Regions from separate parts of the Homo sapiens genome. Here region 2 is linked to region 1. Evidence: chromatin contacts called from ENCODE Hi-C or POLR2A ChIA-PET data. All regions are on one chromosome and are shown on one strand. The core of a region is the stretch at or near the end of the contact, and the rest is flanking DNA. Distances in the headings are between cores, read along the strand shown.

Region 1 (4,679 bases), core at 771-3,270:
CTTCCTTGGCCCCTCTCAACCACAAAGAAAAGTGTTTTGTTTGTACCAAAGAACTTAACACAGAATCTTATCAGAAATATCTGCAATTTTTTTTTTCACAACAGATAAAACTGCTTGAAGTATGCTTTTTACAGCTACAAGCAAGATAATAGTCTGTTACTAGGACCTCTACTTCTACTGCATTACTTGATAAAAACAAGTGAATTAGGCTCTCTGTGTCTAATATATTACTTTAATAAAAACAGATTAATGCTATTTTGTGGGAAGTAAAGACTTCAATGCAATTTTAGCCTTCTTTTCATATGAAAAGAAAAGAAGTGCATATTTTTTCCTTCCCTGTTTCTAACACTACAAAATCAGGGTGTCCAACGCTCCCTTTCTCAGAACTTGATGGTACACTTTTTTTGCCAGGATAATCTCATTGATTCCAAGTAGAGGTCAGGCCTTCTGGCATGTTTAAATGTCATATTCTAGGTCATATTTTTGTTAATTTATTTCTAACCACATTAACACGTTTTTCTGCTCCTGAGTCTCAGTAAGATTTCTGATTGGGCCAAAAACCAGTGCTTGAACATTTGAGTTTGACTGTAATTAATCTGAAGCTTTTCCACATTTCTCCAAACTGACCGAATTTAACAAACTCCTTTTCTGCTGTCTTAGTCTGTTCAAGTTGCTGTAACAAATTACCGTAGGCTAGGGGGGTTTAAACTGCAAAAATTTATTTCTCACAGTTCTGGAGGCCGGGAAAGTCCAAGATCTAGGTGCCAGGGGATCCTATTTCTGGTTTCTATGAACCACTTCCTGGTTTACAGATGATCGTCTTCTCTTATCCTCACCTGGTGGGAAGCAGGGAGAGGATGCAAGTCCTTTCATGTCTTTTCTTATAAAGGCACTAATCTTATTCATGAAAGCTTCACCTTCATGACCTAATTATCCCCCAAAGACTCCACCCCCAATACCATCACATGGGAGATGAGGCTTCAATATATAAATTTGGGGGGGACACAACAATCAGTCCGTAGCAAGTTCCATGAATGAATTAATTACATCTTGCGTATCTTCTATGTGCAAAACATGGGCTAAGCTCTGGGGATAAAATGGTGAGTCAAACACTCTCAGACATGGTCATGTCAGTTGCTTTCCATGGAGGGAGGCACACATCAGTCCCATCACATAAACAAAGGTAAAATTGTTGTTCTGTTAAATAGAAAAACAAGCTGCAGAGACAAGAAGCTCAATACAGAGAGAATTTGAACTAACTGGGGCTGTCAAGGAAGGCTTTTCTTTGTGAAGTTACAACTGAGCTGAGATCTAAATAAGAGTTAAGTAGCATAGTGTCCCAGGCAGTGGGAACAGCATGTGTAAAGTTGGACTATCCATCCCTACTCGAGGGGATTCTGCTGTCTCCACAAGTAAAGTTTTATAACATGTGAGAGTCTGAACTTTTCTTGTTCACATTCTAACTAAATCATAGAGGTAGGGTGTGGTGGCTCATGCCTGTATTCCCAGCACTTTGGGAGGCCAAGACAAGTGGATTGCTTAAGCCCCGGAGTTTAAGACTGGCTTGGGCAATATGGTGAGACCCTGTCTCTACAAAAAATAAATTAAAAAATTAGCCAGGCATGGTGGCATGCACCCGTGGTCCCAGCTGCTCAGGGCTTCAGCCTGGGAGGTCAAGGCTACAGTAAACCTTGATTGTGCTACTGTGCTCTAGCCTGGGTGACAGAGTGAGACCCTGTCTTAAATCAATCAGTTAGTCAATCAGAGTGGCTGAAAGTGTAGATTAATCAATAGGGCCTTAAACTGGGTTATGGTGGGACAGTGATTTTGATGTGCTCTGAGACAATGGACTAATAAAGAGGAGAAGGAAATAGACAGGTGAGCTCAGTACGATACTTGGATCTGGAAAACAGAGACTCTGGGCCCTCTTCTTCAGAGAGTCCCCAAATCAAAAATATATAAAACATATAAAAAGGAAATGATTTAAAAACCACAGGCACTCTGTCATGAAGCTTTCACCCTTGTGACTAACACTTAGGCCCCAGGGAAATTCTTTTCCACATCTTTTAACTGGCCTCCTGGAAACAGAAGGCAATTGTACTCGAACTCCATGAAGTATTGTAGATTTATGCTACATCCCAAATGAGAAAAGCAGAATGCTTCAGGGTCCAGGGAGGATTTGGACTGCGAAGCACTTAGGTAAAAGAAAAGATAAATTAATTAACTTGTCAAATCTTTCTTCTGGTAGTATAAATGCAATAAGTATTTACATAATAAAGTTTCATTTCCCACTAGTGCTAAACATCCATTTTCTTGCTTCTCTTCATATAAATCAATTCATGGTCTGGAATTATTCCAGATATGCTTAGTATTTGCAAATGTTATGTATGGTGGCTGAAGACTATTTTGCAATATTAAACAATTCCTCTTACTCTTAAATTTGTATGCATCTGCTGGGCATAGTGGCTCATGCCTATAATTCTAGCAACTCAGGAGACTGAGAAGCAGGAGGATTGCTTGAGGCCAAGAGTTTGAGACCAGCCTGAGCAACATAGTGAGACCCTGTCTCTAAAAAAACCACAAAAATGAAAAAATTAGCTGGGTGTGGTGGCACATGCCTGTAGTCCCAGCTACTTGGAAGCCTGAGGTGAACTATGATCATGCTACTGTACTCCACAGCCTGGATGATGGAATAACACCTTGTCAAAAAACAAAACAAAACTAAAACAACAATTACCTATGTCTTGATATAATATGCTTAAAGTGTGGTATCAACCCTTAATATCAGCAACTAGATGGACATTGATTACTGGAAATGCAAATAGTTTTATTTTTACAAAAATTTGTAATAAAATTTCAAAAATAAAAATAAAGATTTCAGCATTATTAATTTTGCTTTATAATTTGATATTCGTTATAGCTTTTTTACCTATTAATTTTAATAAGTTTGACCTTTTAGATCATTGAAAATGGGGGCCAGTGAAGAAATAGAGAATTGTGGTAGAAATACAGAATTTAAAAGTAGAGTTCAGAAAGAATCAAAGATTGGAAAAAAACAGGAAATATAAAATTTTTAAGAGAGAGAGTTCATTTAAATTAAAAATAACAATGTGGAAACAATGTAAATGAGCCAACTTCTGTTGAGCATGACTGTCATAGAATTTGCAAACAAGAGATCACACAAGTTCTTATTTAATGAAGATTTAACTACTCAAAATAATGGAAATTAACAAGAACATTATTCTCATCAAATCTACAATGTAAACAGGTCAGACCAAAATATCCTTGCAACTTTATATTCTTTATTAAATGAAGATTTAATTACTAATTAAAACCATGAGAATAAAAAAGAGACTCAAATTTATATCAACTTCATAACCCAGACAACAAAAGCAACTGCGACCTGCCTGTTAGAAGATGGAGAAAATAAAGGTCTTGAAATCAGAAAATTAGGGAAGAAATCCTCCAGAACATTTGACTGGATGATGATCTTGAAAATGGAGATATTCTCCTTCTGAGAATGTGAGAATATTGCTAGGAAAACACATTCCAATTCAAATGAATGATTAGGATTTTCTATTACATTAACAAGGCAGAACTTTTAATATTTTATTCCAAATTCTTTCAAATAGGAGATTTTACAAACTCCTATTAGCCATTGAATGTTTTGTGACAGAAAACACTTAAATTGTCAATTAGAATTTTATGAAATTCCCTTTAAACACAAAAAATTACAGATATAATTACTAGAACTGAAAAAGGGTGAAATAAATAGCAAACAATTGATAGTATTCAAGAAATAAAAGTAAATATCAAACTAGTACATGGGAATAATTTTTTTCAGGTTTATTTCGGTATAATTGACAAAATTTGTATGGAATAATATTCTTTAAAGAATAATATTTTCAGACAAGATCATAGGAGGTAAAAAAAGAATATTATATATTCAATATTCAGCCAAGCTTAATGATGTATTTCATGGCATACATACCAGCACAGTATTTACAGAACTTAATGGAAAATATCAAAGATTTATGGAGATAATTTTGAAATTTGGTGAAAAAATGACCCCAAATTTAAGATGGATAAAAACTGAAACAGATGATTCTCTAGTATGGTGCATTCAAAATAAAATTGTTAATGTAAGAGATGAGGAAATGAGATAAGAAATTATTCCTAAAATTGTTAAAAAACAAAAATTACTCAGTGTAAGTAGATTGTAGCAGAAATAAGTCTTGCTAAATAAGTAACATTTATTTATGTTGAGCCATTAGGAGAGAATAATAAAAAAGCTGACGTTAATGAATATTTCATTGGTTTCATTCCTATTGTAAAAAGTATAGGTTTTTATCTAAGGGAAGAATTAAAAAAAAACTTCAATTTTGGACTCTGATTTAAAAAATTGTTTAGAGTGAGACTGTGATACTGGTGATAACATGGTGGATAACAACAAAGGTGAGCACGCCAGGATTTTGGAGAAAAATCTAGAAGTACATGCCATTTATGGCACACAGTTTGAATTTATTGCTAACACAGAAGGCCTCAACACTGCTGATTTGATGACATTCTTTGGAACAATTTAAACATTACCTACAATATCTTCAGGATCTGGCCAAATGTGGAACATTTTGAGAAAGATGTAAAATTTGATCTAATGAATACTCTAGGCTATACAATGG
Region 2 (4,679 bases), core at 1,403-3,902, 42 kb after region 1:
TCTCTATACTGTGTATATATTACAACACAGTAAGGCAAATTAATATTTTCTAGTTTTGAAGCATCTTTTATTTTAAAGCATTTAGAACATGAGATAAGGTAAGTGATAGGATTTTTTTAAAGTTGTAAAGCACTGTGCAACTAAAAGACACCACAATCTAGAAATAGAAATAGCATATTTGGTATACAAAGTGGGTTGTCCTCCACCCTGTAGGCATGGATCTTTTAAACCCTGGTTTAGCCCCTCAGCCTGTTGCCAGAGAGTGAATTCTCTTTGTGCTGAGATGACTCTTAGCTCTGCCCCTGCTGTGGGCCTTAAAGGTTTAATTCTAGGGCAATTAACCCACAGATCCTTTTCAAAGCTTGTCACCTTACTATGACTATGAAAGAGCACATATTGTCCCTGGTATGATCATGAACAAAGTTTCCAACAATTGAAGGGGAGTTCAGTGGAGTCAGGAACTGTATTAAGGAAATATATTACAGGGGCAGAGAGAGCACCTCCTAAGAGTGTAATGAGGAAGAGAACAGACTAGAACACTCCCATTCCTGTTAAAGCTTTGTTAAGCATTTTATGACAGAAAACTGCTAGTGCAGGCAGGTTAATGAAGAGAGAAGATGAAAAACTGTTCTGTGAGTTTCAAACTAGGTCTATCATTAAAAGAGGTTTAAGTGTCACTTGCAAGCCAGTACTTTGGAGACTGAAAAGTTGTAGTATACCCTTTTAGTGTGAATCTTGCTGACAGGGTCAGCCTGAACAATAGGGCTTTGATAGACAGCCTGTATCCCTTTTGCTATGACAGGGTTTGATCTCTTATCTCTTATGATTTCTGACTCTCTTTTCCCCATTGTCTCTGTACTGTTCCATTCATTCCCACTGCTTGCTATTTGATAATGATTTCTCTAACAACCTTTTTTTTTTTTCTTTTTTAATACCTCTGCACTTTCTGCCTATTTCTTTCCATTTTTAAGTCCTTTCTCTAGCTTGTTTTGAGCCAGTTTCAGGGCAAATTCTTGCCTGTCTTCCTCTCATCTGTTTCTCAGCTAGATCAGGTTTCATATCTCTTACTACTTCAGCCCATATAAGTTTTCCCTTTCCTGTTGTAGTTACCGTCTGACTTTCAATGTGGCACTTAATTATATAATTTCTGATCTTATTTGTTTTTTTAAATTTTTAAAAATTAAAATTTTTTTAGAGACAAGATCTAACTCTATTGCCTAGGCTGGAGTACAGTGGTGTGATCATACCTTACTGCAAGCTTGAACTCCTGGGCTCAAGCAATTCTCCCCCCTCAGTCTCCCTAGTAGCTAGGACTACAGGCATGCACCACCATGCCTGGCAAGTTAACAAAATTTTTTTTTTTGTAGAGATGGGGTCTTAGTATGTTGCCCAGGCTGGTCCCAAACTCCTGGCTTCAGTTGATCCTCCAGCCTCAGCCTCCCAAAGTGCTGGAATTACAGGTGTTAAGTCACTGCACCCAGCCCTGTTATTTCTTAAGTGATTCATATTTATGCCTTATTTCTCCAGTTTTCTTGGAGGGAAAGCATCACCTTCATTTTCTATCTACTTTAGGGGATAACACAGTGCTTTACATATAGTAAGCAATAAAACTACATCTGTGGGATAAACAAATTTATATTCAGGTTCCTATAATGTCAGGTACTCAATCCTTTGTTTAAAGTTAATGCCATGTAAAAATAGGTAATAGGGGTATTATATTTGAATTTCAAGCAATCTTGTGCTTAAGGTTATATTCTGTATTTTCTTTTTATTTTCCTTTTACAATTTAATCTGACAGTGGGGCCAATTTTATAGGTGTAGGAAATCCTTTGTCAAATATAGTCTTCCAGTAAATACATGTTTTAAATAATGCAATGTGGATATGGCTCATTATAGTCTCTAAATAATTACCAGGGCCCTTCAGTAAGGGAAATACTTTTCTGATGGATCATTAGGAATACATTTGTGGCAGACTTTTAAACCATTACTAATCATAGAGATGGTCTTAATTGCTTTCGAAGTGAAGAATTCTTTGAAATGTGAAGAATCACTTGCTAAACTTTCTGATTTGCTAGACTAGGTTTTCCTAAATTGGCCTAGTTTAAAATGGGCATACCTGTGCTTAAAAAGATCCAGAGACCTTCCACCTATCTGCAAATACAAAATTAGCAGTAATAACTGACAATCAGCCTCCTTTCCCTCTGTCAGTTATAGGGACTATTTAAGGCTATATCTTTTTCATGCTCTTGAAGTAATGTGAGGTTTAGATTTGACTCCCTTTAATCTGAAACACTGACTTAGCTCCAAACCACTTAACAGCCTGCCATTTTGCACTGGGAGGGGAAAAACAGCAATGTAATTTACTGTCCACATTTTATAGTTTTCCCTTAAAAAAAAAAAAAACTTGCTTACACAGTTCCTGTATTTGCACAGACTAGAGAGTGAAATGGCTTTTAAATGCAGCCCTGGCTGGGCAATGCCAGGAACCCACAGCAGCTGACAGGCCACTCTAGCTGGGGAAAGGCAGTCAGAGGTAAAGAGCATCTCTGGGAATAAAGGTGTCAGGGAGAGAGTGTGAGGGAAGATGTAGGCGGCACAGGTGGGAAGGACAGAGGGTCATGGCTGGCCTACGCTTCATAACTTACGTGCACATCTAGACACATCTTGATAACGATCCTGTCATCATTTTAGTCAGGCAGAAGCATTTCCTGGGCCCTGACTCATTGCTTGGGAATTTCTTCACCATTACCCTGTCTGAACCCTGGTCTCTTAGAGATCTAGCCAAAAGAACCTCTGGCCTTATATATTATCTCTATTACTGAATGAACAGTGTCTGTCTTGGGTCTTGTCTAGGAAAACGGAATAAGAAGCAGGATTCTTGAAGTCTCACCTTGAGAATCATGCTCCACCCCGCTAGAACTTTACCCTGACTCCTGGTCCCTGTGCCCTACTGCCTCACATTTTTCAACTTCTCCTGCTCCATATTCCCTTCCAGCTCCATCCATTCATGGAGCAGTTACTAAACATCTGATATGGGAACCCACCCACTGGACTAGTAAGGAACCCTGTATTAGTCAGGGTTCTTCAGAGAAACAGAACCAATAGGATTATGTGTGTGTGTGTGTGTGTGTGTGTGTGTGTGTGTATAATATGTGTATGTATGCACATGCCCAGTTAATTTTTAATTGTTCATGTATATATAATTAAACATATATGTATATTAATTTACATATTTATATACATATGCATAGTAAATGTGTATGTAAATACATATATGCATATATTTAACTTAAATATATACACATGTGTGTATATGTATAAAATATATTTTATATATACACACACACATATGTATATATATACACACACCTGTCTTCCTGTGTGTATATATACATATATACATACACCAATGTATACATTTTTACATATGGCTCTTGGTTTACATGTATACATACATGAAGACAAAATCGACAGGATGTATGCGTGTATGTATGTGTATATACGGATGTATATATGTATATATGTGCATGTGTATAACCAGATGTATATGTGTGTATGTGTGTGTATGTGTATATACAGATGTGTATATATATGTATACACATACACACACATCCTGTTGATTCCGTCTTCATGTATGTATACATGTAAACCAAGAGCTGTATGTATATATGTATACATTGGTGTATGTATATATGTATACATACACATGGGAAGACAGGTGTGTATATATACATATATATGTGTGTATGTATATAAAATATGTTTATATTACACATATATACACAAATATATGTGTATTTTAAGAATTTAAGATTTATTTTAAGAAACTGGCTTATGTGATTGTGGAGACTGGAAAGCATGTGTGTATGTATGTGTGTGTGTGTGTGTGTGTGTGTGTCTATGTGTGTGTGTGTGTGTGTGTGTCTATGTGTGTGTGTATGTGCATACATGCACATGCCCCAATAGTGTGTGTGTATCTATCTATCCATCTATCTTTTTTTAATTAAAAAATTTTAAGAGACAGGGTCTTGCTCTGTCACCCAGGCTGGAGTGCAGTGGTGCAATCGTAGCTCACGGTAGCCTTCACTCCTGGGCTCAAGTGGTCCTTCCATCTCAGCCTTCAGAATAACTAGCCCTACAGGTGTGTGCCACTACATCTGGGTAATTAAACTTTTTTTTTTTTTTTTTTTTTTTTTGTAGAGAGGGAGGTCTTGCTGTGTTGCCTAGGCTGGTCTTGAACTCCAGGCCTAAAGCAATCCTCCTGCCTTCACTTCCCAATGCGCTGGGATTACAGGCATGAGCCACCACACCCAGCCTATCTATCTTGATTTGTTTTAAGGATTTGGCTCATGTAGATGCGGAGATTGGCAAATCCAAATTATGCAAGCCAGGCATGATGGTTCACACCTGTAATCTCAGCACTTTGGGTGGGCGATGTGAGAGGATCGCTTGAAGCCAGGAGTTTGAGACTAGCTTGGCCAACAAAGCAAGACCCTGTCTCTACAAAAATAAACCAGGGAAGTGTTGAGGTTGAAGCTTAAGTCTGAAGACAGTCTGGAGACATAATTCTCTCTTCCTTAGGGAAGGTCAGCCTTTATTCTCAGCCTTTATTCTATTAAAGCCCTCAAATGATTGGATGAGGCCCAACAACATTATGAGGGTAATATACTTCACTTAA

The links. Hi-C counts contacts between places; a loop is a spot of excess contacts on that map. ChIA-PET counts read pairs that join two places held with the same protein, here RNA polymerase II (POLR2A). Pooled maps may share reads with other maps.
Region 2: a map of PC-3 shows a loop between it and region 1 (2.3-fold over the local background). The contact joins two enhancer-like sites. A Hi-C loop is called at or near these places in 4 of 168 maps with a recorded cell type or tissue (IMR-90, PC-3, mammary epithelial cell and 1 more) and 4 of 50 pooled maps. POLR2A ChIA-PET finds 5 or more read pairs at or near these places in 3 of 52 experiments (BJ, HEK293T and Panc1).

Annotation. Positions count from the first base shown.
Region 1 is chr5:96,024,476-96,029,154 of GRCh38, forward strand. The region is part of intron 1 of LOC101929710 (a long non-coding RNA gene); the gene reads left to right. The region is part of intron 2 of LOC105379096 (a long non-coding RNA gene); the gene reads right to left. It also overlaps a transcript of CAST not described here. Among named protein-coding and RNA genes, the nearest start is that of MIR583, 52 kb to the right of the region's middle. Within about 2 kb of position 2,021, at least 2 of the 41 ENCODE cell types and tissues checked have a DNase peak (open chromatin) inside an H3K27ac peak, as active enhancers do; they include PC-3 and mammary epithelial cell, where a contact is called at or near this core.
Region 2 is chr5:96,065,484-96,070,162 of GRCh38, forward strand. The region is part of intron 1 of LOC101929710 (a long non-coding RNA gene); the gene reads left to right. The region is part of intron 1 of LOC105379096 (a long non-coding RNA gene); the gene reads right to left. It also overlaps a transcript of CAST not described here. Among named protein-coding and RNA genes, the nearest start is that of MIR583, 11 kb to the right of the region's middle. RefSeq lists an enhancer at 1-875. Within about 2 kb of position 2,653, at least 6 of the 41 ENCODE cell types and tissues checked have a DNase peak (open chromatin) inside an H3K27ac peak, as active enhancers do; they include PC-3 and mammary epithelial cell, where a contact is called at or near this core.